Linked DNA regions of Homo sapiens: regions 1 and 3 are each linked to region 2. A link is a loop called in an ENCODE intact Hi-C map of the cell type or tissue named here. Cell type or tissue: endothelial cell of umbilical vein. All regions are shown on one strand. Region 1 holds the start of KCNJ12 (potassium inwardly rectifying channel subfamily J member 12). Region 2 holds the start of LOC105371589 (a long non-coding RNA gene). Region 3 has its middle 67 kb from the start of CCDC144NL-AS1.

Region 1 (8,000 bases), 140 kb after region 2:
AGAGTGACCCCATCTTGGTGGCAACATCTGCCTCTCTTGCCCCCCTGAGTCTGTCCAAGAGTCTCCTCTGAGATAGTGAGATCCCTGAGGGCAGGGGCTGGGTCTCCCCGTATGCAATGCCCATTGATTAAGCACTTCTGTATGGCTACCCAGCACAGGGGCCACAGCTAGGCAACAGGGCCTGGGGTCTCCAGCCCCAGAACTCAGCCCCCACAGCTCTCACCAGCACAGCAAGGCCTCTGTGGCTGGAAGAAGCAGTCCAGACATGGAATCATCGAGCATTTACTGGGCACCTACTCTGTGCCAGGGCTTAACTAGGTCCTAGGAATACAGCTCCCGGGAGCTGGGATGGCATGCAGGCCTCAGGCCCTGTGTGGGACCTGCCTGGTGGTAAGGCAGGGAGAAAGCTAGCCTGGCAGTCAAATGCCCCTGAGGGGTGTGTCTGTGGAATGGGGGAAGGTGCAGTTCTGTCCCTGGGAAAGCACCAGGGCTCTGGGTCTGAGCCCCACAGGCTGGTGCCTCCAGTGCCTCCCTGGGCCTCCAATCCCTGTCTGCACAATAGAGCTAATGCCACCCTCTGCACTGGCAGGCCATTAGGAAATTAAGTCAGCTGACCCAGGGCTGGGTCCTTGGCCAGTGCCCAGCGGGGGCTCTGGTCCTGCCCCGAGCCCAGCACCTCAGAAAACCCACCTGCCTCTGCCAGGCCCCCCCCCACCCCCAACCCCATGGTGCCTCTGAAGCTCTGGCCAACCTGCACACGGCCCAGTTTCAGGCCAGCTCTCTTTCATCTTCAGCCTTTCCCTGCTGCCGTGTCCCCATCACGCTGCCAGTTCCCGGCACAGCCATCCCGTGGGGCTGAGCCCCCACCCACCGCACCTTCCATGTGGCCAGCCAAGCCTCCACCCCTCCTGCTGCCCGCAAGCTGCCCCCTCCCTGACTCTCCTCCACGCTAGCCGGTGGCAGGGCTCCAAGGGCAGGCCCGGGGAGGGGCAGGTGTACCCATGTGTCGCTCACAGTAAAGCCCTGGCCAGGGCCCAGCCACAGGCACCAGCTGCACCTGTTGGAGGAAGGGCCCAGCCCAGAGCTGGGCCTGGGAGCAGGGGGGGTGAGGGTGGCCACTGGGTGGGCACCGTGTGTACCAGTAGCCTTCTGCCTGGGGACCTGGCGAGGGCCACAGAGGTTGATGACAGTAATGATGCACTCACTTCCGCCCCAGCCATATGCCAAGGCCTCCGGGTGCCACGCTTGGTACTGCCAACTGTGGCCCAGGGTACCGGAGGCCTGGCTAGGCAGAGAAAACTGCCCATAGGCAGAACCGGCCCCAGTGCTGCAGAGCTGCAGGTGCTGCTGCTGCTGTTACTCCTGTTATCACTGCTGTCATTATTATTTTGCTGTTGCAGGGCCACTCAGTGTTACTTTGTCCTGCTTCAAGGAGACCCAGGGATGGGGACACCATGGCCCTGGGGCAGGAAGGCTGGTGGGGTAAGCGCCTGGCCTGGAAAGAGCTAGGTGAAGGCATCTGTCCAAACCCAACCCACTGCATGGTTTTAGGCAATACCCCTCCACCACTTCCCAGGCACCTCTTCCTTCCAGCACAGTTGAGGCACATTCCTGGAGGGGTCCCCTCCGGGGCAGCCTGGAAACCTTATGGGGTTTTGACGGGGTAGCTGCAGGGGGAGTGTCCAGAGATGGACTGACAGCTCAGGTCCTGCCCCTCCCAGAGAAGGCTCCACCCCCTTCAGTGCTGGGGATGAGGGGTGTCAGCCATGCCCTCCCCTGGGAGGGGAAAAAGGAGGTGATAGAGGACTTGGAGCCCCTACCTGCCAGCTCTGGGTCAACAGCCAGCATTTACAGACTGCCTACTGTATGCCTACAGCGGCCCTCCAGTGGAGAAGAGGGGTGTCCCTGTGGCCCAGCACACTGGAGCCACCCTCCTCGTCTCCAGGGTGCTCGAGTGAGTGCCCTCCGCCCTCACTCCCTGCTCTCTCTCAGGCGGCTTGGCCCCACCAAATGGCAGGCCCCCAGGGTCCCCCTCCTAGAGCTGCCAACCTCGGGTCCCCTGTCTGGTTGGAGGTGCCACCAGAGAACTGAGGGGCAGACTTCGCTGTGAAGTCTTTTGTTGGGGGGGGCGGTCCCAGCAGACACTGAGGGGCTCTTCTCAGAATACAGAAGGGAGTACCCCTCAAAAAGAGCGAAAGCCTCTGGTGGCGCCCAGGGCTGAGATGGACCTCCCCTCTCTGACCCTCGCCCGCCACAGGGCGGCGGTCCAGGGCGGAGCTGCGCGAGGAGGGGCCGCGGAGGTGCAGCGCAGCGCGAGGGAGGCTGGGGTCCAGCCGCGCGGCCAGGGACCGGCTCTCCTTTGGCATCTCAGAGGGGGCGAAGGCTAGGCCCAAGGCTAACGCCTTCCGGGTTCGCACCTTCCAAAGGCGGCTGCCGATTTCAGTGGCGTGTGGGCGCCTCGGCGCTCTCGGAGACGGAGCCTGTGAACCTGGGTTTGGGGCGCAGATGTGGGAGCCAGGAGGTCCCCAGCGCTTTATTGCAGGGCTCGAACCTGGGTATAGGGGAGCAAAAAAGAAACTAGAAATGGCCACAGGCAGCGCGGTACTCTAAGATGGGAACGCCCCCTGGGAAATGGGGAGGGGGAGGTCCCAGGTGCGGGCGAGTCCAGGCTGTGAGGAGGCAGGAAAACCTCCCAGAACAAGACCGTCCCCAAAGAAACACTTTGACCCCCATTCTGATCACAGGTTTTAAAATATTCACATGACATGGGCACGCTGGATCAAAACCGAGGCACAGACACTCGCTTGGGCCTCAACTCCCATCTGAACCCCCCAAGGAGCGCCCCACCCCAGCTGTCTCTGCCCATGAGCCCCTGATTCCCGCCCCGCTCCCCCAGGGCACCCGGAGAGGCCGTGCGCGCGCAGGGTGGACCCTGGCCCTGAAACCCTGGGAGCTTCTCAGCCAGCGGCCATCCCCTCGGAGATCAAGGCCGACTTCTAAAAGCAAAAGGGAGCCTCTGGACTTGGCTGACTTGCTGGCATGGAATCATTTCCAGAATATTTTTACTCCATTACAGCACGGGAGGTGAGAAAGAGACACGACTCCAAGAACCCGCAGGTCTCTGACGGGAGGCATTCTCGGGGCGGCTCATATAGCCCGGGCGCCCACCTCCGAACCCCACCTCGATCGCGGGGTCTCCGGGAAGGTCACGCGTAGGACCCGTGCCGCGCGCCAGAGTGCTTCCGCACGCTCCCTCCCGAGCCCCCTAGTGCAAACCAGTCAGAGGGGGGCCGAGGGCTCCTCAAAGTTTCCCGGAGCGCCCCCCAGGACGAAGGTTAGCCAGGAGCAAAGTTCCTTGTGGTGGTAGCCGGAGACATGGCAGGAAAAGAAAAGCTCGCAGTCAGCATTTCCTCCGATGTCTCACCAAGGGAGGGAAAAAAATAAAACGAGAGGAAGAAAACACCCTCCCGCTCCACCTTCCCTGTTGCTGCACAACCTCGTGCTAGCTCCGGGCCGGGCTAGTGGCGAGGCGCGGCCTGCGGGGAACTGGGGCCGGGCCCGGGAGGGACCATGCGCCCGCGGCCGCGCACTTACCTCGGTCAGTGGCCCGGGCGCGGCGCGCTCGGCGTCCTCCAAGCTCCGGGCGGCCGTTCCTGGCCCCGGCAGCTGCCGCGCTGGCTGCATCGCCGCCGCTGCCGCCACCGCCTCAGGGCAGCTCCCGGGGGCGCTCCATGCCGAGGGGCGCGTCTTCTCTGCAAAGCGGATCGCCCTGGTCCAGCCACGGGTCGGGGGCGCGCGCCTGGACGGCGCCCCCGGCCGCTGGGCGCTCGCTTGGGCCGGGGCGGCTGGCGTCGGTCCCTCGGTCCGGCTGTGAGCACGGCCGGCCCACCCCCTCCCCCGCCGGCTGTTATCTGATCTCGGGCAGGGCCCGGCGCGCTCCCCTACGCCCCGGCGCCCCGCACCTCCTCGCAGGCTCTGACCGCGCCAGTCCCCCTCCCCCGGCTACTGTTCCCAGGGAGGCGGCAGCAGTGGCGGTGTGGCCGGGAGAAGACGGGGAGCGAGGAATGGAGGGCGAGGAGGCGGCGGGAGGCAGAGGCTCGGCGCGCACCCAGCTCCGCGCCTCGCTCCACCGGAGCTCAGCTCGGCAACTCCTCTAACTCTCCGCGGAGAGCACGCCCGCCCCGCGCCGCGCCGCGCCGCGCAGCCGCTGCACCAGCCTACCACGGCTCCGGCCTGGCCCCGAGCCCCTCCTAGTCCCGGGCCGCCCCCTACACACACACCGCCAGCCACTTGCGCACTGGGACGCGCGCGCGCACACACACATATATATATACACACACACACACACACACACACACACACACACAGGCACGACTTCCCGGGGACATGCGCGCACACACACATACACACACATGCAGGCACGTCCGCCGGGGACACGCGCGCACGCACAGGTGCATGGCGAGCACACACACAGGCATAAACATGCAGGATACATGCCCCCACATGCATGATGTTCGCAGGGGCACATGTGCACACTCGCTCATATGTGCACATGCAGGATGGCATCTGCACGTGTGCATACGCACACACAGGTCTAAGCTTGTGCATTCCCACAGAGCCCTTTTCCCCTGCACACCAGGCACGCACCCTCTACACACACCATCCCACCCTAATAGCATTTTTCTCCTCTCCATCTTGAGCTGCTTGGCTTCTCCCATCTCCTGCCTTCTCTGTGCTCCTCCCTGGACCTCTCTCTGCCGACCGGATCCCCATGTGACCCCCTTCTCTTTCGAGCCCCTGTCTCTGGAGGCTCAGGCTTTCTTCCCAACCTGTCCCCAAATGCCCTGCCCTCCCAGCTTTCTGAGGCCTATTGTCTGGGCCTCATATCTCTGAGCCTCCCGCAGGGGCCAAGTCTTTCATCCTGGCAGACAGACCTGCTCGCCTGGACACTGACCCAGGGGAACTCCATTTTGTCACCAGTCTGACCCCCAGCTCGGCCCTAGGGCCTCAGAATTGGGCCGAGGAGGCCAGTCTGTGCCCAGAGCATGAGCCTCAAAGGGCTCCTTGGCCCCCTTGGCCTCCAGCTTCCCCTTTAATGTGAAATATAATTATGTGTCTGCACAGCAGGGAGACTGGCTGCAGGATTCTAACCGAGGAGGACGGCTCTCTGGCCCGCACCCAGATTGCTGGCGGCTCAGAGCAGAGTGATCTGCAGGCCCCACCAGCCCTAGGATCCTGGCCCCAGGCAGCTGGTGGGTGAAATCCAGCCCAGCACTCACCGACATCAGTCTGCCCTGGGTTTGAATCCCACCTCAACTGACTAGCTGTGGGACAGGTCACTTCACCACTCAGTGCCTCTGTTTCCCTGTTGTCAGTAGAAATCACTACACTCATGGGGCTGTAGCAAGGATTAAATGAGATGAGTCTACCTAAAGTGCTTAGCACTTGACTTGGCTGGTAAAACAGCCAGGCGGAGCACTCAATATGTTCTGAGCTCTGTGCTATGGACCCAGCTAGAATTATTTCATTACCACTGCGGCCATCTGTGGTGGATAAGCTCATTGGCTCCATTTTACAGATGAAGGAACTGAGGCACAGAGGGGTGGTCACTTGCTTAATTACAGAACTACCAGATGGTGGAGCCAGTACGCAGAATCAGGTGTGTCCTCAACTTAGGGCTGCAGTGGAGAAAGAAGGGGCATCGCAGAAGTCTGCAGCCCCCACCCTGCCCTGCCTGGCACACTGTGTCCTGGTTTCCTCCTCCTCCTGGGAGAAACAGCCTCCCAGGGGACCAAAAGCTCTCAGGAAACTTCCTTCTTCTCCCTCCGAGTGACCAAGGAGGGAAATGACTCAGCTCCCCACCTGCCCCTGCTCCATTTCCCAGATGGGGAAGCCCAAGCCAGCTGCGGAAGAAGCCTCAAACCAGCTCCCACCCTCAGAGACCACTCAGCTGTCCCAAGAGGAATGGGGCCTGAGACATCCCTCCCTCGAGGCCTTACTCTGGTGGCCTAGAAAGGGGCAAGGGAATGGACGGGAACACCTCAGGGCTCCTCTGGGTCTAAGATTCTGACAGCTCCTGGGACAAGTGGCTGTGCCCAGGGCATCCTCACGCCTGGAACACCACCCCCCCCTTCCCACACACACACACACAGGGCCCCTGCCCAGGGGCTCGACACCCAAGATGACTACTGTGAGTCAGGCCAGGTCTCCGCCCCTCCCTATCCCCACTCCCAGAGCCATTATCAGACCCATTTCACAAAGAGGGCAAGCGTCTTGCCCAAGGTCACCCAGCAGAGACGCAAGCCTGACTCCCTGGGCCACTCCCTTGGGCTCCACGTCCCACCCTCCCAACCCACGTGCAGGGTCAGAGTTCAATTCTTAATTGTAATTGCAACCCATGAGCAGCCATTAAGGGCCCCTCAAAGCAAATCCCCTCTGCCACGCCACTGGGCACCAGCCTCCCTCCAGGAGGGGCTGGGACACAAAGAGGCAGGGATGTGGGCAGATCTCTCCCTAAGCAGCTCACACATCTGCCCCAGGGATCCCCACGTGGGCAGAGGGGCTCACGGCCCTCCCGGGGTGCTGCGTGAAGCCTGAGCAGAGGACATCCTGCCCCTACAGTGTGGAGGGGGCAGTGTCGAGAGTGGCTGGGTGAGGCCAAATGGACTGAGCCCAGTACCAACGCTGCCCAGCAGGAGACCTGGGACACGTCCCCTGCTAAGGCCCCACTTCCCTCTCTGTAAAATGGGGGTGATCGTGACAGCCGAGGCCATGAGAGTAGTAACTTTCCTGGCACAGCCATGGGAGAAGCCAGGGAGATGAACAGCAGTCAGCTGTCCCACCACGCACACACCTTCCCAACACCCTGAATTTTGTGCCCTGCACCTGGCTTTCCCTTGATCCCAGATTCTTTCTTCCCCTCCAGGATGGGAGCTTCTCCAAGACAGGGGTGAGACTGAGGCTTGTTTGCAGCCCAGTCTCTCCCAGCTTTGGGTGGGCGTGTTGGCTGTTCAAGACGCCTTTGCATATCTGAGTGTCCCTGGAGCCACAGGCCCAGGAGACAGAAGAGCTCCTCGGCTCATTTGGAATCATGGCTTTGTTTTGAGGAAAGCAAGGCCCAGAGAGGGAAGGTTGCTACGATGACCACTGAGCTGTCCAGGGCAGGTGTCCCGAAGGCTGGTTTCGCTGCCCTGTGTGTAGGAGCCCCAGAGCTGCAGCCTCTCGACAGCAGCTGCCAGCTCTTGTGGTAATCACATCTTGATGCCACAATGCCGATGCGCTTGTGGGAGGCATAAGTCCATCACCGAGTGAGATGTGAAACCAGACGGCCCTTCCCCAGCGGCTTTGCTCGCCCTGCAGGCAGCTGCAACCAGTGCTCCCCAGAGTCCCAGCATCTCCTCCCCTCCAAGATGCCTCCTCCCAAGAGCCCACTGAGACTTCCCCTGCCCACCCTAGACCTTGGCCCGGCTTTGGCCCTCACGTCTTCCCACCATCAAAATGTAAAATGAGCTCTCAGCATGCCCAGTTTAACCTTTCTAGGAGTGATAGCCAAAGTCCCTGAGGCCCCAGACACCCTCCCCCTCTCAGCCACTCTTTTCTGAACACACTGGCCATTCAGGCCCTTGGGCACCAGTAGCCTGATTCTGTCACTGGACCTTGGGGCCTGCCTCCCCCTCAGTCAGGAACGCTGTCTCTCTGAACTGCCTCACGTGCAAGGGTAGCTGTGACGGCACATCCGTGAGGGGCCTGCCGACCACCAGGACGCACCTGCTGTGCTCAGCTTGCTTTCTTCCCTAGCTGGCCACTCTCTGAGGTGTCTGGCTCACTGTGGTCCCCCCACCAGCATGGCACCTCCATGAGGGCAGAAGCATGTCCTTCAGGCGTGTCTGCAGCCCAGGACCTCACATGCTGAGGGCATGCAGTGAGTGCAAAACGAGTGCTCACAGACCCGACTCAGGAACGTCTCATCCATGAGGGATTCTCTCACCCTGCTCTGCGCA
Region 2 (8,000 bases):
CTTACCAGCCCAGAGGTAGCACCAGAAAAATCAACATCACAAGCACACCAAATCAACCTTATCTGTCAGCTTCCCCCATAGATCTACCTTCCCACAACTTGTTATCCAAAGAAGCTCAAGGTCCCCTTCCTTTGTCTTTCCACTTCTCTACAAATACATTGCTCTCTCATTAAGATGCTAATAAGCCCAAGTTCTAACCACCTTTTTGAGTTATTACTTATCACTGAGCTCTCCCATGTGTATTTGCGATGCATGAATTAATAAATGCGTTGTTTTCTCTTGTTAACCTGGCTTTCATTGGTCTAAATTTGTGGGGCCAAGGCAATAAACCTTAGATGGGTGGAGGAAAGATTTTTTCTATACTTACACAGCAAAATTGAGCTGAGCGTGCAGAGAGCTCTCATATACACCCCTCACCGGCCCGCATGTGCTCACGTGCGCACACACACACACACACATACACACACACACATGCACAGCCTGCCCTACTGTCCATGTCCCACATCAGCAGGGCGCATTTGTTACTACTGCTAAACCCACACCAACACATCATTATCACCCAAAGTCTGTGGTTCACATTAGGGTCACTCTTGGTGTTGTATTGTCAGTGAAAAGAGCCAAACTCTGTAAAATATTTGAAGAGATTTATTCTGAGCCAAATGTGAGTGACCCAAGGTACAGTCAGTCTCAAGAGGCCCTGAGAACATGTGCCCAAAGCAGTTGTTTTACAGTTTGGTTTTATACGCTTTAAGGAGACATGAGTCATTAATCAGTACATGTGAGATGTACATTGCTTCAGTCCAGAAAGGTGGGACAGCTCGAAGGGGGTCGGTGGGAGGAAGGCTTCCAGGTCATAGGTGGATTCAAAGATTTTCTGATTGGCAATTCATTGAAACAGTTATTATCTAAAAACCTGCAATCAATACAAAGGAGTATCTGGGTCAAGATAAGGGGTTGTGGAGACCAAGGTTCTTACCATGTAGATGAAGTCTCATGGAGGTCGCCCTTAGAGACAATAGATGGCCAATATTTCCTATTCAGACTTTTAAAAGGTGCTAGACTTTCAGCTAATCTCTAGAGGATTGGGAGGGCCTGGAAGGGAAAAGAGCTAGTTATGGTAATAGAGATTCTTTACGGATGCAAATTTTCCCCACAAGAGACAGCTTTGCAGGGCCATTTCAAAATACACAAAAAAAATCCTATTTTGGGGTAAAATATTTTTATTTCCTTCTTTATCTGTCATATGATGTTATACGAGAGTCAGGTGGGAAAGAAAGCTGTGTTATATATAGGGTTAAATAAAGCCCATCTGTTGAGATGTCAGTTTCTAGGGTATGACTCCCCAGGCCCCTTAGATAGGAATTTGGGCAAGAGAGAAAAAATGTCAGTTTAGTCCTCAGTACATTCTGTGGGTTTGAACAGATGTCTAATGCCATATCCACCACTGTCATATCATACAGAGTAGTTTCACAGTCCGGCAAATCCCCTGTGCTCTGCCTGTTCATCCCTCTCTCCCCCAACCCCTGCCAACCACTGCTCTTCTTACTGTCTCCATGGTTGTGCCTTTTCCAGAATGTGACAGAGTTGGAATCTTACAGTATGCAGCCTTTTCAGATCAGTTTCTTTCAGTTAGTAATATGCATTTAAGGTTCTTTCATGCAGCTCAATAATGTTTGGCAGAGACTCAAAGGCAGGGAGAGGAATGGGAAATCTGCGGTGGAAAAGGGGAAGAGGAGTCCTGATGGGGTTGCCAGCCACCAGAGGCGGCTGCTAGTGAAGTGGCCTCATTGTCTGGGGTGACACCCAAGGTTCATTGTCTCACAGCCACAGAGATCAAGGGCGAGGACACACAAAGGGTGAGGTTAAGAGTGGAAATTTAATACGTGAAAGAAAGAGAATAGCTCTCTGCTACAGAGAGGGGTCCCGGAAAAATAGGTCGCTGATGCACAGTGGAATGCAAAGATTTTTATAGATGAGCTAGTGGGGAGCAGTGTCTGATCTACATCGGGTGCGAAAAAACAGGACCAGGTGTGCCATCTGCATAGGGCACGAATCTCTGGACGCCCCCACACCAATCTTTTATTACGCACGTGGGTAGCTACTCCATGTTGCTTATTTCTTTCTTACTGTGCATGTGTTAACAACAACAAAAAATAATTAGGGAAGGTGAACCCCCCATGGTGGACATGCCTGGCGCCAGGTAGTCCCTTTTATCAGTGCAGCTGCAGGCCTCCCCCACCCCCCTGCAAGCTTCCAGCTTCCTCATCTATGTTTGCAGCTCCATCTTTCAGGCTGCTCTTTGTTAGAAAGAAATGATTTCTTGGGATGTTTTTTGTTAGAGTTCTGCCAAGGACTCTTTTGCCCTATCTGCCTAAACAATTTATTTCCATCTCCTGTATCCAGTCAGGGGATCCTACCTGACTGGTAAGAGGGTGCCTATTTGGTTCTCCCTGTTGGTCCTAAGTTGGAAGCAAGGGCAAAAAGGAGGGAAGCCGTCAGTGCAGTCCTGACCATTAGGGTTGCTGTATGCAGTTTCCAGCTGGCTGCTTCACAGACTGTGGGTCAGAGCGTCACCAGGCTCTTGGGTGGATTTTTTAAATCCCACGGACTGAAACCCTTCTTTATTATCTCCAGTCACTTGATCACCTTTCTTTGACAGAGACAGTTTATTCAGTGTTGCTATTTAAAAAAAAAAAAAAAAAGCTGCTACTATTACTACTACTACTACAATTACTATTTATAATAATGGTAATAATTACAATAATGATGAATCCCAGCAAGGACCAAATAATTATAATTACTGATTTAATATTTATACATAAATATTTACTAAAATATATAATCTATATATTACGCATATTTGTACTATGACATTTATAGTATCTACATAAGTATATATTATTTGTGTATTTATGACAATTTATATTTATAAATTACATAATAAAAAGAATATTATTACTACTACTACTATAAACCTCAGGACGCCCCCCCACCCCCCACCATAACCTAATATCCCGTTTAACCATCCGGCCACCCAATCCCACGTCGCCCCCGCTGGTAGAGCTTGCTATATATAAAGGTGACCGCCAGGTGTCGCTAGACAACCAGCGTGAAAGCCAGCCGGACGGATCCGGATCGCGGGCGGGCGGGTAGGACGCCAGGCCTCGTCAGGGTCCACCTCGGGTCGCATTCCCACCTCGGGGTTCCCTGGCAGGCGTGAGTGGAACCGTGAGATCCCTGGCAGCCAAAAGAAGCCTTGGAAAATTTGGGGAGGAGCGCCCTAGGCCAGGGACAGCTGCCGAGCAGGGGACAGACTCCCCAGCGCCTCCCGGGCCAGCTCCCCACCCAGAGTGGACTTCAAAATTCACCGGGGTCGACCTACCTCAGCCTCCCCAGGGGCATTTAGAAATTTCTGCAGACAGAAAGCCCCTCCTGCGTCCTCTTCAGAAGTATAACTGTTTATGTCTAATCACTATTTATGTAGATTTATTATTTATAAAGTATAATTTATACTTATAATTCTATAAATGTATATTATTTATATTGACATAGTTTTTAAATGTAAATAAATTATTATTTGTTTATAATACTTGCTTATAACAATTACTATTGCTATATAAATCTCAGGTTCCCCCATCCCCCTACCCTTACCTCCCCACAGGCCTCCCCCGACGCCCTTCTCTCCTCGCCTTTCCCCCTTCTCCTCTCCCAAATTCTAGTTGCCCATCTGCTTGGTTGGGCTGCTGGTCGATCTGATCAGCTTTCTGAGGCCACATCAAAACTGCAGAAATGAGGCTGATCGACCCAGCAACTCTAACAAAGATCATCCATGGGACATCTGGTCGCCCCTCTATCTCGGAGCCAGAGGCTATACGCTCTTCCCCGGTGGGGAGGGTGGGGCCCCAAAGTCCAACCACAAGATCCCATTATGCGGGCCACGGCTAAATCCACTGCGCCTTCCCCGTTTTTCTCGTACTGCCCAAGCCAGTCTCCACCTCCAAAACAAGACTCAGAAAAAGGTGTGAAGCTCAAGTCGGATGACCATGACCCACGCGTGGCCACGGACGGGCCCATGCTACCCTTCGCAGTCCTCCTGGAACAGCCGGGCCGGTCCTCACCTCCGGGTCGGGGCTTGGAGATAATGGGTGTAATGGAAGGCCTGAGGACCGGGCCCCACGCCAGTCAGCGTCCGGGCGGGATACCCCATCCCCCGTTCACACTCTCGGAAGGCCCAGCGATTCCCGCGTGTACTAATTGACCCGCTCAGGCCACAGCACTCCGAGCTCAAGAGCGCGCCTACAACGCTGACCCTCAGGTTTAATCTCCGACGAAAGGACGAAGAGTACACCCAGCAAAGCCGGGCTCATCCTGCCAGCGCTGCCAGTCCCCTGGAACTCTGCACCGCGCCCTGTGGCCAAATCCCCTTTCTTGCCGGCTTCGCCAGAGCGCCGGAGAGAAAACCTTAACAGTGCAGCCAGGTGGCGCCCGACAGCCGGCGCCAGCGGCCGCGGATCGGATCCGCATCTCCGGCGGGCGAGGCCTCTCCTAGTCCCTGACCAACTGGGATCGCGTTTCTCGGCCTGGGGCGGGTGAAGGAGCTCCCAGTTGGCACCGCCTGGAATGGCGCGACCCCGCAGCCGAAGGAGACTTGAAAATTTTTCCTAACTACCGTTCTGCTCCGAGTGACTGCTACCTGCGAGGACAGACAGCCCACGCGGCTCCGGGCCGGGCGATCTTCCGCGGGAACCGGGAACGTTTCCGAAGACCCCCGCAGGCCGGCGCCCTGCCTCGGCTTCCCAGCGCAGCGGGGTCCCGGGCTCCTCGCGGATTAGAAAGTTTTGCTGGGCTCTGGCGGCGGGAGAGACAGTGAAGTTGAAACCGTGAAAGGGAGAACATGGGTGAATCGCTTTTATTCTGTCTTTTCGGAATGGGGAAGCCTTTCTAAAGCATTAAATAAACCCAGAAGCCATCAAGGAAATGATTGATCGGCTTGACAACATAAAGTTTGAACAAAATACACAAGCAAAGTCAAAAGATAACAAATGAGTGTGGGGATCGCTTATGCATAAGATAAGAATATTGATTTCATTCACAGTAGCCAAGATACGGAAGCAACCTAGCCAAGATATGGAAGCATCTACTAGTGGCTGAACGGATAAAGAAAATGTGGTGTATGTACACCACGGGGTACTGTCCCGCCTTTGAATAAAAGGAAATCCTGCCATTGGCGACAACATGGATGAACGTGGAGGTCATTGTACTAAGAAAAGTAAGCCAGGCACAGAAACAAATACCACCTGGTCTCTCCTGTATGTGGAATCTGAAAATAGTTGAACTCATAGAAACGGAGAGTAGAACGGTGGCTACTTGAGGCCGGGGGAAGGGCAGGAGGGGGAAGATGTTAGTCAAAGGGTACAAGGATTCAGTTAGACAAGAGGAATATGTTTTAGTGATCCACATGGCACGGTGACTGTAGTTAATGCATTTTATATGTCAAAATTCCTTAAATAGTAGATTTTAAATAATCTCACCACAAAAAAATAGATGTGTTGGTGATGGATATCTTAATTAGCTTAAAGTAATTGTTCCACCAATGTATACATATATCAAAACATCACATTGTATCCCATGAATATATACAATTATGATTTGTCAATTAAAAATAAACTTTAAAAAATCTTTTAAAAATATTTCAGCATTATTTACTATAATAACAAAAAAAACTGGGGTGGGGGATAATAGCCATTGATTAAGAGGGGTCGGGTTAAATAAACTCCAGTACATCCACACCGTACACTGTGTGAATTTGTTTTGTTTTAGATGAGATAAATGTTGATGATGAAATGTTAAATGAAGAATTTAAAACAAGTATTAAGTTACCCCTATTTCAACACGTTAAATAGCTAGTAAAGACAGTGTGGTATGGACAGAGGGAGATGATCTACAGAACAGAAAAGAGACCAAAACAAATGCACCCAGCTGGTGTTTGACAAGCATGCAAAAGCACCTTGTGGGAGGAAAGGTAGCCTTTCCATCAAATGGGAGTAGGGCAATTGCACATCACAGGCACAGCAAACAAGCACGCAAAACAAAACCCTTGACCTAGACACTGTCAACTTTAGAATCCCAGGCCCCCACCAAATGAATGGACCCCCTCTTGGCCAAGGGGACCTCAGGAAAATCTTAAAAGTTTAGTTCTAGTCATGATGGGGTGGGAGGTCAAACACGCCTCATTATACCCCCTGCCTTTTGGGGTTTAGACCAGCATTAATGTTAACACAGAGATCAGAAGACTGACAGAACAGACTCTGTGGCAATAAAATGCCAAATTATAAACAGGACCTAAGGCCATGCCAGGCAAGGGTTAAGTCATTAACCCTATGCTTAAAGAATAAACTGTGTTCTAAGGACCACAAGGCTTTTCTTTTTCTCTAGCAGCTAAACAACCACTGGCCTCAAGATAGACAAGAGTAAAACAATTTCCAGCTCCACCACCCACTGACTTACTAAACCCCTGCTCTACCAGCCATAACTTCCTGATAAGACCACCAACCATGGATTGTCTTTGGCTGGTTTACAGAGGCTGCACACTTGTGTGACTTCATGCCCTGAAAAGACCTGTTGACATATAGGACCTAACTGTAATACATTTAAATGTTAAGTCTCCACCCCAAAGTGAACATGGGTCATATGCTACATGCATGTCTGTTCAATATGCATGTGTCAGGACCACCTTCATGAATATTCATAGCACCTCCTATAACCTGTTGAATATGTATGTTTAGCCTATCTGCCCAGCATAAAGCTGCTACCCTAACCCCTCCTCCTTCGAAGTGCCTGTTTCTGGTCCCTTGGCTGGGATGGCCACCTTGAAGGCTGTAATCCTTATGAGAAATAAAGTCTCCTCACCTTTCTTAATGGATAAATTGTGGGGGTTCTACCCTCACACCTCATACAAACATTAACTCCAAATGGATCACACATTTCAATGTAAAATGTAAAACTATAAAATTTTAGGAAAAAAAATTCTTAGAGAAAATTGGGATCTAGGCTAAAAAAGGAGATTTTATACTTGACATCAAAAGCATGATTCATAAAGAGAGATGGGTAAATTGGAAGTCATCAAAATTAAAACCCCAGGCTCTGTGAAAGGTCCTCTTTTTTTTTTTTTTTTTCGAGATGGAGTCTGGCTCTGTCGCCCAGGCTGGAGTGCAGTGATGAAATCTCGGCTCAGTGCAACCTCCTCCTGCTGGGTTCAAGCGATTCTCCTGCCTCAGCCTCCCAAGTAGTTGGGACTACAGGTGCGCACCACCACTCCCAGCTAATTTTTGTATTTTTGGTATAGACGGGGTTTCACCATATTGGTCAGGCTGGTCTTGAACTCCTGACCTCGTGATCTGCCTGCCTTGGCCTCCCAAAGTGCTGGGATTACAGGCGTGAGCCACCACACTCAGCTGAAAGGTCCTTTTAAGAGAAGGAAAACAAATTATAGATCAGAAGAATATATTTACAAACCATATATTCTACAGGAATGTGTAAAAAAAAAAACCTCAAAGTGCAACGGTATTTTTCTTCAAAATCCAATTACAAAATTGATGAAAGACATGTTAAAGTATGCCCCCTGCAGAAAGAAAAAATGACTCCCAGGAGACTAACTGAGGTGCTCAAAGTTAAAATGGAACCAGGGAGCCGTAGCTGGGTGACAGAGCCTTCATGTACTCTGTGTTCTCAGAAAGATGTTGTAAAAGTATCACAAGACCTCCCTTCCACAACCAAACCAAACCAGTTCCTGTTGTCAGTGCCAAGATAACTGTATCCTGAGCACCACTTCCCTGGACCCCTGACAGCCATTTATAAGAAATTTCTGACAGTCTTCTGCTTAAGGCTTAAAGAACAAGTCAGAACTCCCCTGCCCTGGCCAATCAGGACTCAACTGCATCAATCAGGGTTCACCTGTATTGACTAATCAGGATTCAGCTACATCCACCGATCAGGACAGC
Region 3 (8,000 bases), 710 kb after region 2:
GGGAAGGAAAAGAGATGAGGGCAGAGTAGTGGGCAGGGCCAAGATAAAATAAAGCCATATGCATACTGCTACATTTTTTACTTGTCTAATATATTTCATTAAATATAGACAAAACTTATTATAAATAAAGATATAACTTTTGATGTTTGTAAGGTCATCTGTTATTTGCACTCCTTTTTTTTTCTTTTTTTTTTTTTTTTTGAGGCAGGGTCTCACTCTGTCACCCAGGCTGGAGTGCAGTGGTGCGACCACAGCTGACAGCAGCCTCGACCTCCTGGGCTCAAGCACTCCTCCCACCTTAGCCTCCTGAGTATCTGGGACTACAGACACATGCCACCGTGCCCCACTAATTTTTTATTTTTTGTAAAGACAGGGTTTCTCCATGTTACCCAGGCTGGTCTCAAACTCCTGAGTTCAAACAATCTGCCCACCTTGGCCTCCCAAAAAGCTAAGATTACAGGCATGAGCCACTGTGCCTGGCTTGTTATTTGCATTTGTGATTTTAAAATTCCATGTTTTTTATCATAAGATTGTCAGGTGCTTTCTGGACAGGAAATGACTTAATTTATGACTCAAAATACAAACAAATGTAGGTGATCAAATGCATATCTATGTCTTCAATGGAAATATATATACATATAAGTCATTAATGAAGACAAATGAGAACATGAAATTCATGATATATTTTCTTTTCCATCATCTAGCCCCCTAAAGGAGAGATCTGTTTCATTCAGAGCCCTGGGTTTTGTTTTGTTTCATGATTTGCTTTTTTTTTTTTTAAATAAGAGTTTATTTATTTATTTATTTATTTATTTGAGACAGGGTTTCACTCCCATCAGCCAGTCTGGAGTGCAATGGTGTGATCTCAGTTCACTGCAACTTCTGCCTCCTGGACTCAAGTGATGCTCTTGCCTCAGCCTCCCGAGTAGCTGGGAGTACAGGCACGTGCCACTGCATCCAGCTAATTTTTTGTAGAGACAGGGTTTCACCATGTTGGCCAGGCTGGTCTTGAACTCCTGAGTTCAAGCGATCCGTCTGCCTCTGCCTCCCAAAGTGCTAGGGTTATAGGAATGAGCCACCGTGTGGCCAAAAGAGTTTATTTTTTAAAGAAAATTGACTTCTTTGAAAAAGTAGAAATGAGGCCGGGCGCGGTGGCTCACACCTGTAATTCCAGCACTTTGTGAGACCGAAGCGGGTAGATCGCTTGAACTCAAGAGTTCGAGGCAAACTTGGCCAACGTGGTGAAACCCCGTCTCTACTAAAAATACAAACATTAGCCGGGTGTGGTGGCAGGTGCCTGTAATCCCAGCTACTTGGGAGACTGAGGCAGGAGAATCGCTTGAACCCGGGAGGCGGAGGTTGCAGTGAGCCAAGATCGTGCCATTGCACTCCACCCTGGGCAACGAGAGCAAAACTCCATCTCAAAAAGAAAAGAAAAAGTAGAAATGAGGAAGTGGCCAGCCTGTGTGGGGATCTAATCAAACAAATCTTCCCTTGATGAGGGTAGTGCTTAAGTTGAAAAAAAATTTGCCTATATAATAAATATTGCAATACTTTATTTTATTATTTTTTTTTGAGATGAGGGTCTCGCTGTGTTGCCCAGGCTAGTCTTAAACTCTTGGGCTCAAGGGCTTCTCCTGCCTCAGCCTCCCCAGTGGCTGGGCTAATAGGCACACACCACCGTGCCCAGCTCTACATACTGCTTTTTTTTTTTTTTTTTTTTTTTTGAGACTGAGTCTCACTCTGTCGCCCAGGCTGGAGTGCAGTGGCGCGATCTCCGCTCACTGCAAGCTCTGCCTCCAGGGTTCACACCATTCTCCTGACTCAGACTCTGGAGTAGCTGGGACTGCAGCCTCCGGAGTAGCTGGGACTACAGGCGCCGGCCACCGCCTCCGGCTAATTTTTTGTATTTTTTAGTAGAGACGGAGTTTCACCGTGTTAGCCAGAATGGTCTCGATCTGCTGACCTCGTGATCCGCCCGCCTCGGCCTCCCAAAGTGCTGGGATTGCAGGCATCAGCCACTGCGGCCGGCTCATCCTGATTTTTTTTTTTTTTTTTTTTTTTGAGACTGAGTCTCGCTCTGTCGCCCAGGCTGGAGTGCAGTGGCGCGATCTCGGCTCACTGCAAGCTGCGCCTCCCGGGTTCACGCCGTTCTCCTGCCTCAGCCTCCCGAGTAGCTGGGACAACAGATGCACGCCACCACGCCCAACTAATTTTTTGTATTTTTAGTAGAAGACAGGGTTTCACTGTGTTACCCAGGATGGTCTCGATCTCCTGGCCTCGTGATCCGCCTGCCTCAGCCTCCCAAAGTGCTGGGATTACAGGCTTCAGCCACTGCGCCCGGCCCATACTGATTTTTAAATTAAAAAAACTACATTCTATATTCCCATCATAGCTTCTCCCTAATAAAATCTTTGTGAGTGTTTATGGGACTCCTTCCCTGGAAAATCTGCAAGCAGCCTGGTAGCTTTATATACATAGGAAAGCCAAAGGACAAACTAGGAATTATGTCAGAGATGGGGAAAGACTAAGGATCTTACCCAAATCAGTTGAAAATCAGCTTTAAGTATAAATGGGCCAGGTGTTGGTGGCTCACACCGGTAATCCTAGCACTTTGGGAGGCCAAGGCGGGCAGATCCCTTGAGGTCAGGAGTTCGAGACCACTCTGGCCAACATGGCGAAACCCCGTCTCTACTAAAAATACAAAAATTAGCCAGGCGTGGTGGTGTGTGCCTGTAGTCCCAGCTACTTGGGAGGCTGAGGCAGGAGAATCGCTTGAACCCCGGAGGCAGAGGTTGCAGTGAGCTGAGATCACGCCACTGCACTCCAGCCTGGGCGACAGAGCGAGACTCCATCTCAAAAAAAAAAAAAAAAAAGTATAAATGAAGTACAATTAACATTTTATAATTTTATAGAGCAAAAGTTCATAAAAATAAATATTCTAATTAAGTCTTTCTCCTACATCCTATAAACACTATTGCCGAACCCATTTAAGATTGTAGATAAATTATATCATGCCATGGGTAAAGATTTTCAATAAGGAGTTGCTGGGGTAAGAGTCAAAATTATCCAGCATAAATTCACTGACAGGGATTTCTGTTCAATCTTTTTAAAATTCTAATACCCAATTTATTTCCTCTAGAGAATAACTGATGTAGAATCATAACCTCTTTGGTGGACCTTGATTTTTCCATCTGTAAAAGTATAGAACTAGCTTGGTTTTTTTTTTGTTTGTTTTTTGTTTTTGAGGCGGAGTCTCGCGCTGTCGCCCAGGCTGGAGTGCGGCTGCGCGATCTCGGCTCACTGCAAGCTCCGCCTCTCAGGTTCGCGCCATTCTCCTGCGTCAGCCTCCCGAGCAGCTGGGACTGCAGGCGCCAGCCACCACACCTGGCTTTTTTTGTTTTTTTGTATTTTTAGTAAAGACGGGGTTTCACAGTGTTATCCAGGATGGTTTACAATCTCCTGACCTCGTGATCCGCCCGCCTCGGCCTCCCAAAGTGCTGGGCTGACAGGCCTGAGCCACCCCGCCCGCCCGGCTACAACTAGTTTTGAACTTAACAGTCAACAAATGCCTACCCTCTCCGTATCTGTCTGATTAGAGCGCCCTCATGTGTGCATTTGTTGTAATGTTTTAGAAATCTGAAAAAATATTAATCTCAGCAGTAAAACAATAAACAATGTCTTCATTTGCACATTTATGATAGCTTTAAGTATTACTCAGTAAATGCTAAAGGCAAATGCTGTAGTATGTTAATCTTACTGTCGTTGGCTATCAAACCTTTCATATGCCAATTTTATTCTAAAACAGTCAAGTGATTGTTTCGGTTTAAATTTTAATTTAATGACAAAGGATTTTTTCCCTTAAAACTTCTAAGTATTTCACTATAATATTATTTCCTCATTAGGCTTAAAGGAAAATATGTGGTCAATTGAGTTGTTATTTATTATACATGATAGCTTGACGTCATCATTTTAGGGAGAGAAAACAGCTCCAGGGACCAATTCTAACTCAGTTTTTTGATGTAAGCATTTACTTGTCGGCCAGGCACAATGGCTCACACCTGTAATCCCAGCACTTTGAGAGGCCGAGGCGGGTGGATCACGAGGTTAGGAGTTCAAGACCAGCCTGGCCAAGATGGTGAAAACCCATCTGTACTAAAACTATAAAAATTAGCCAGGTGTGATGGCCGGCACCTGTAATCCCAGCTGCTCGGGAGGCTGAGGCAGGAGAATCACTTGAACCCTGGTGGCAGAGGTTGCAGTGAGCCAAGATCACGCCACTGCACTCCAGGCTGGGCAATAAGAGTGAAACTCCATATCAAAAAAAAAAAAAAAAAAAAAAGAATTTACTAGTCTAAATCATAACAATGTAATTTCTTCCTACTCAAAGAGAGTACATTGGAGGAAGCCAAAAGAGAAGGTTATTTATTTATATACTTTACTTATTTATTTATTTATTTATTTTTGAGATGGAGTCTTGCTCTGTCACCCAGGCTGGAGTGCAGTGGTGTGATCTCGGCTCACTGCAACATCCGCCTCCCGGGTTCAAGTGATTCTCCTGCTTCAGCCTCCCTAGTAGCTGGAATTACAGGTGTATGCCGCCACCACTAGCTAATTTTTGTATTTTTAGTAGAGATGGGTTTTCACCATGTTAGCCAGGCTGGTCTCAAACTCCTGACCTCAGGTGATCCACCCGCCTCAGCCTCCCAAACTGCTGGGATTACAGGCATGAGCCACCAAGCCCAGCCTAGAGAAGCTTATTTTTTAAAAGAAAATACACACAAAAAAATCAAAATCTCCTAAGTCCAATTGTAATTTTTTTTGGCTTTTAAAAAATGTTAATGCCCTTAAATATTCTCCTATCCAGTCATTGTATTTTAAATGGCATTCCTCCAACAAATATTTGTTGAGCCTCCACTACGTGCCAGGATTGAAATTTCAAACTGAAGGAGGCAATAGCTACTGAAGTAAAGCAAAAAAAAGTACTGGTTGTTTTTCCTTCTATAAAATGACCTAGAAATAACCGCTTTACCCAGGAGAGTTGCTGTAATGATCTAATAACATGATATATATAACCACAATTTTAAAAGAATGAGGTGTTATTAAAATGTTTGCAAGAGAAACCCTAGTAATTCCAAGCACATATTTTAGGAATGGTTTCTTGTGTAGAAAATCCTTGAATGTGAGGCTCTGCTGATTTTTTTAATACATATTCTCTGCTTGTGCATGCAGATTTTTTTTTTTTTTTGAGACAGAGTCTTGCTCTGTCACCCAGGCTGGAGTGCATTGGCACTATCTTGGCTCACTGCAACTGCCACCTCCTGGTTTCAAGTGATTCTCCTGCCTTAGCCTCCTGAGTAGATGGAATTACAGGCGTGTGCCACTACACTTGGCTAATTTTTGTAATTTTAGTAGAGATGAGGTTTCACCATGTTGGCCAGGTTGGTCTGAAACTCCTGACCTCAGGTGATCCTCCTGCCTTGGCCTCCCAAATTGCTGGGATTACAGGCATGAGCCACCATGCCCAGTTGAATGTGTATACTTTAATTAAAATTTTTCTTCAAATTTTTCATGACAGGACAGAAAGTGGAAAGACAGAATTATGTCACCTAAGAAAAGAAGTCTGAACTGTTCTTTTCTTCATTGCCTCTTATGGTCTTTCTCTTAGCAAGGCATGGCACGAATTGGTTGGAGATGATACCAGTTGAGCCAAGAGGTCAGACCGGCTATACCAGACTAGACAGAAGGGAGCAATGGAAAAAATTCCCTGAACCCAGACACCAGCAGTCCTTGATATTCAAATGAAGGCAGCATATAGATTATCTTAGTGGCTCTGTGGTCCTAGGGCCCTGAGGAAAATGGAACAGACCGTGTTGGTTTCCTCCCATCATGGGTTGGAACCCACTTCCTATTCTCTGCCTCTTCTTTCCTGTCTCCCACATATCCACAGCCTCCCTTCCTGCTGTCCTCAACCCATTCAGAATCCTCCACTGTATTCCAGAAAAGTTTCATGCCCCACAATTCTGTCTTCTCCATAACCCAGTTTAAATTGTCATGTTTTCATATGGCCTATTGTTCAATTATCCCCAACTTTTTAAAGTGTGATGACCCCCTCCCTGCCCTTTAAAACTTATTATGGAAATCATTTAATATGCCAAAAGTAGATAAAAATCTAACAAATTCCTAGGTACCCATTATCTTGCTTTAACTACTAGCAACATATGAGACCAGGCCGGGCGCCATGACTCACGCCTGTAATCCCAGCACTTTGGGAAGCCGAGGTGGGTGGATCACCCGAACTCAGGAGTTCAAGACCAACCTGGCCAACATGGTGAAACCACCATCTCTACTAAAAATACAAAAACTAGCTGGGCACAGTGGCACATGCCTATAATCCCAGCTACCCGGGAGGCTGAGGCAGGAGAATTGCTGGAACAATGAGCCAAGACTGTGCCACTGCACTCCAGTCTGGGCGACAGAGCAAGACTCCAATTCAGAAAAAAAAAAGTTAGCCAGATGTGGTGGCACACGCCTGTAATCCCAGCTACTTGGGAGGCTGAGGCAGGAGAATAACTTGAATCCAGGAGGTGGAGGGTGCGGTGAGCCGAGATCATGCTATTGCACTCCAGCCTGGGTGACAGTGAGACTCTCTCAAAGACAAAAAACAAAACATATGAGACCAGCAGTTTGACTAGGTTAAAACACAGCATGAAAGTAGGTAGTGATTAGGGAATCAAACAACTTTTGAAATGAAAATTATTATAATAAGGTTGGGTGCAGTGGCTCATGCCTGTAATCCCAGCACTTTGGGAGGCTGAGGCGAGTGGATGACTTGAGGCCAGGAGTTCAGGAGCAGCCTGGCCAACATAGTGAAACCCTGCCTCCACTAAAAATACAAAAATTAGCCGGGCGTCATGGCGCAGGCCTGTGGTCCCAGTTACTCCGGAGGTTGAGGCACAAGAATTGCTTGACCCCGGGATGGGGAGGTTGCAGTGAACTGAGATCGCACTACTGCACTCCTCCAGCCTGGGCGACACAGTGAGACTCTGTCTCAAAATAATAATAATAACAATAATTTTTAAAAATAACACCTGATTTTGGGAGAGGCAAAAAATTTAAAAAAAGAAAATTATAATATTTGAAAGTAGAAAATCAATGGAAAGATTAAACAGATGAATAGTATGAATGAATAATTTGTGACCTAGAAGATAGCCCCAAAGAAGTTACCCAGAATGCACAGAGACAAAGAAATGGAAAGCGTGAAAGATCATGGGTCATGGACGATAGAGTGCAAAGATCCAATGTATACCTGGATTTCCAGAAGGAGGAAATAGAGAAAATGGGGCAGAGGCCATATTTGAAAGGTTATGACTGAGAATTTTCAAGAATTAATGAGACCCAAATTCTTAAAGAAACTCAGTGAACTGCAATCCAGAAAAAAAAAAAGAAATCCACATCAAGACACATCATAGTGAAACTACAGAAAACTGAAGAGAACGATCCTAAAACAGCTAGAGAGAAATATATCTTACCTACAAAGAAACAAATGAAAATGACAGCAGATTTCTCAACAGAAACAGAAGAAGCCAGAAGATAGCAGAATAACACTTCTAACGTCTGAAAGGAAAATCATTGTCAAACTGGAATTATATCCCAGTGAAACTATTTTTCAAAAGAGATCTTGAAACAATGATATGTTTTTCGATTATTGGGTGATGGAAGACACCAGCAGCCAGGAGTTCACATACCCTATAGGCAATTCTTGAGGTTTCTAATGAGAAATTCTGAGGAACTGGGGTTCGTAGAAGTGGCAAACACTCATAGGCTGAGAACATAAAAACACTCAGGAAACAATGACTCTAACCATAACCACCATCAACCCCACCTCAATTTTTAATCTCTGTAGCCCTTTGGTGACACTAGAGATATATGGTTCAACTTTGCAGATCTTGGGAGAGAGCACTTCTGCTCCATTTCCCCAGGACTACCGCCCCAAAAAG

What was found. Peaks named below come from ENCODE experiments on the same cell type or tissue, not always from the same donor. Only the 100,000 strongest peaks of a DNase experiment are listed, where the experiment ranks them.
Region 1: it touches region 2 in a loop (3-fold over the local background); 2 of 110 quality-filtered maps call a loop at or near these places.
Region 3: it touches region 2 in a loop (15-fold over the local background); 3 of 110 quality-filtered maps call a loop at or near these places.

Annotation. Positions count from the first base shown.
Region 1 is chr17:21,372,508-21,380,507 of GRCh38, reverse strand. It overlaps KCNJ12 (potassium inwardly rectifying channel subfamily J member 12), which reads right to left and starts at 4,151. Exons shown (of 3, transcript NM_021012.5): 1 at 3,595-4,151. RefSeq lists enhancers at 6,428-7,163, 7,164-7,899, 7,900-8,000. In endothelial cell of umbilical vein, no CTCF peak of the experiment used is centred here; no DNase peak of the experiment used is centred here; H3K4me3 peaks cover 1,009 bases; H3K27me3 peaks cover 566 bases.
Region 2 is chr17:21,508,259-21,516,258 of GRCh38, reverse strand. It overlaps LOC105371589 (a long non-coding RNA gene), which reads right to left and starts at 2,696. Exons shown (of 4, transcript XR_934332.3): 1 at 1-2,696. RefSeq lists an enhancer at 4,028-4,649. In endothelial cell of umbilical vein, CTCF peaks have their summits at 3,103 (motif pointing right) and 4,505; DNase peaks (open chromatin) are centred at 3,098 and 4,538; H3K4me3 peaks cover 553 bases; H3K27ac peaks cover 335 bases; H3K27me3 peaks cover 140 bases.
Region 3 is chr17:20,797,351-20,805,350 of GRCh38, reverse strand. No RefSeq gene overlaps it. Among named protein-coding and RNA genes, the nearest start is that of CCDC144NL-AS1, 67 kb to the left of the region's middle. In endothelial cell of umbilical vein, CTCF peaks have their summits at 3,400 and 3,602 (motif pointing left); a DNase peak (open chromatin) is centred at 3,590.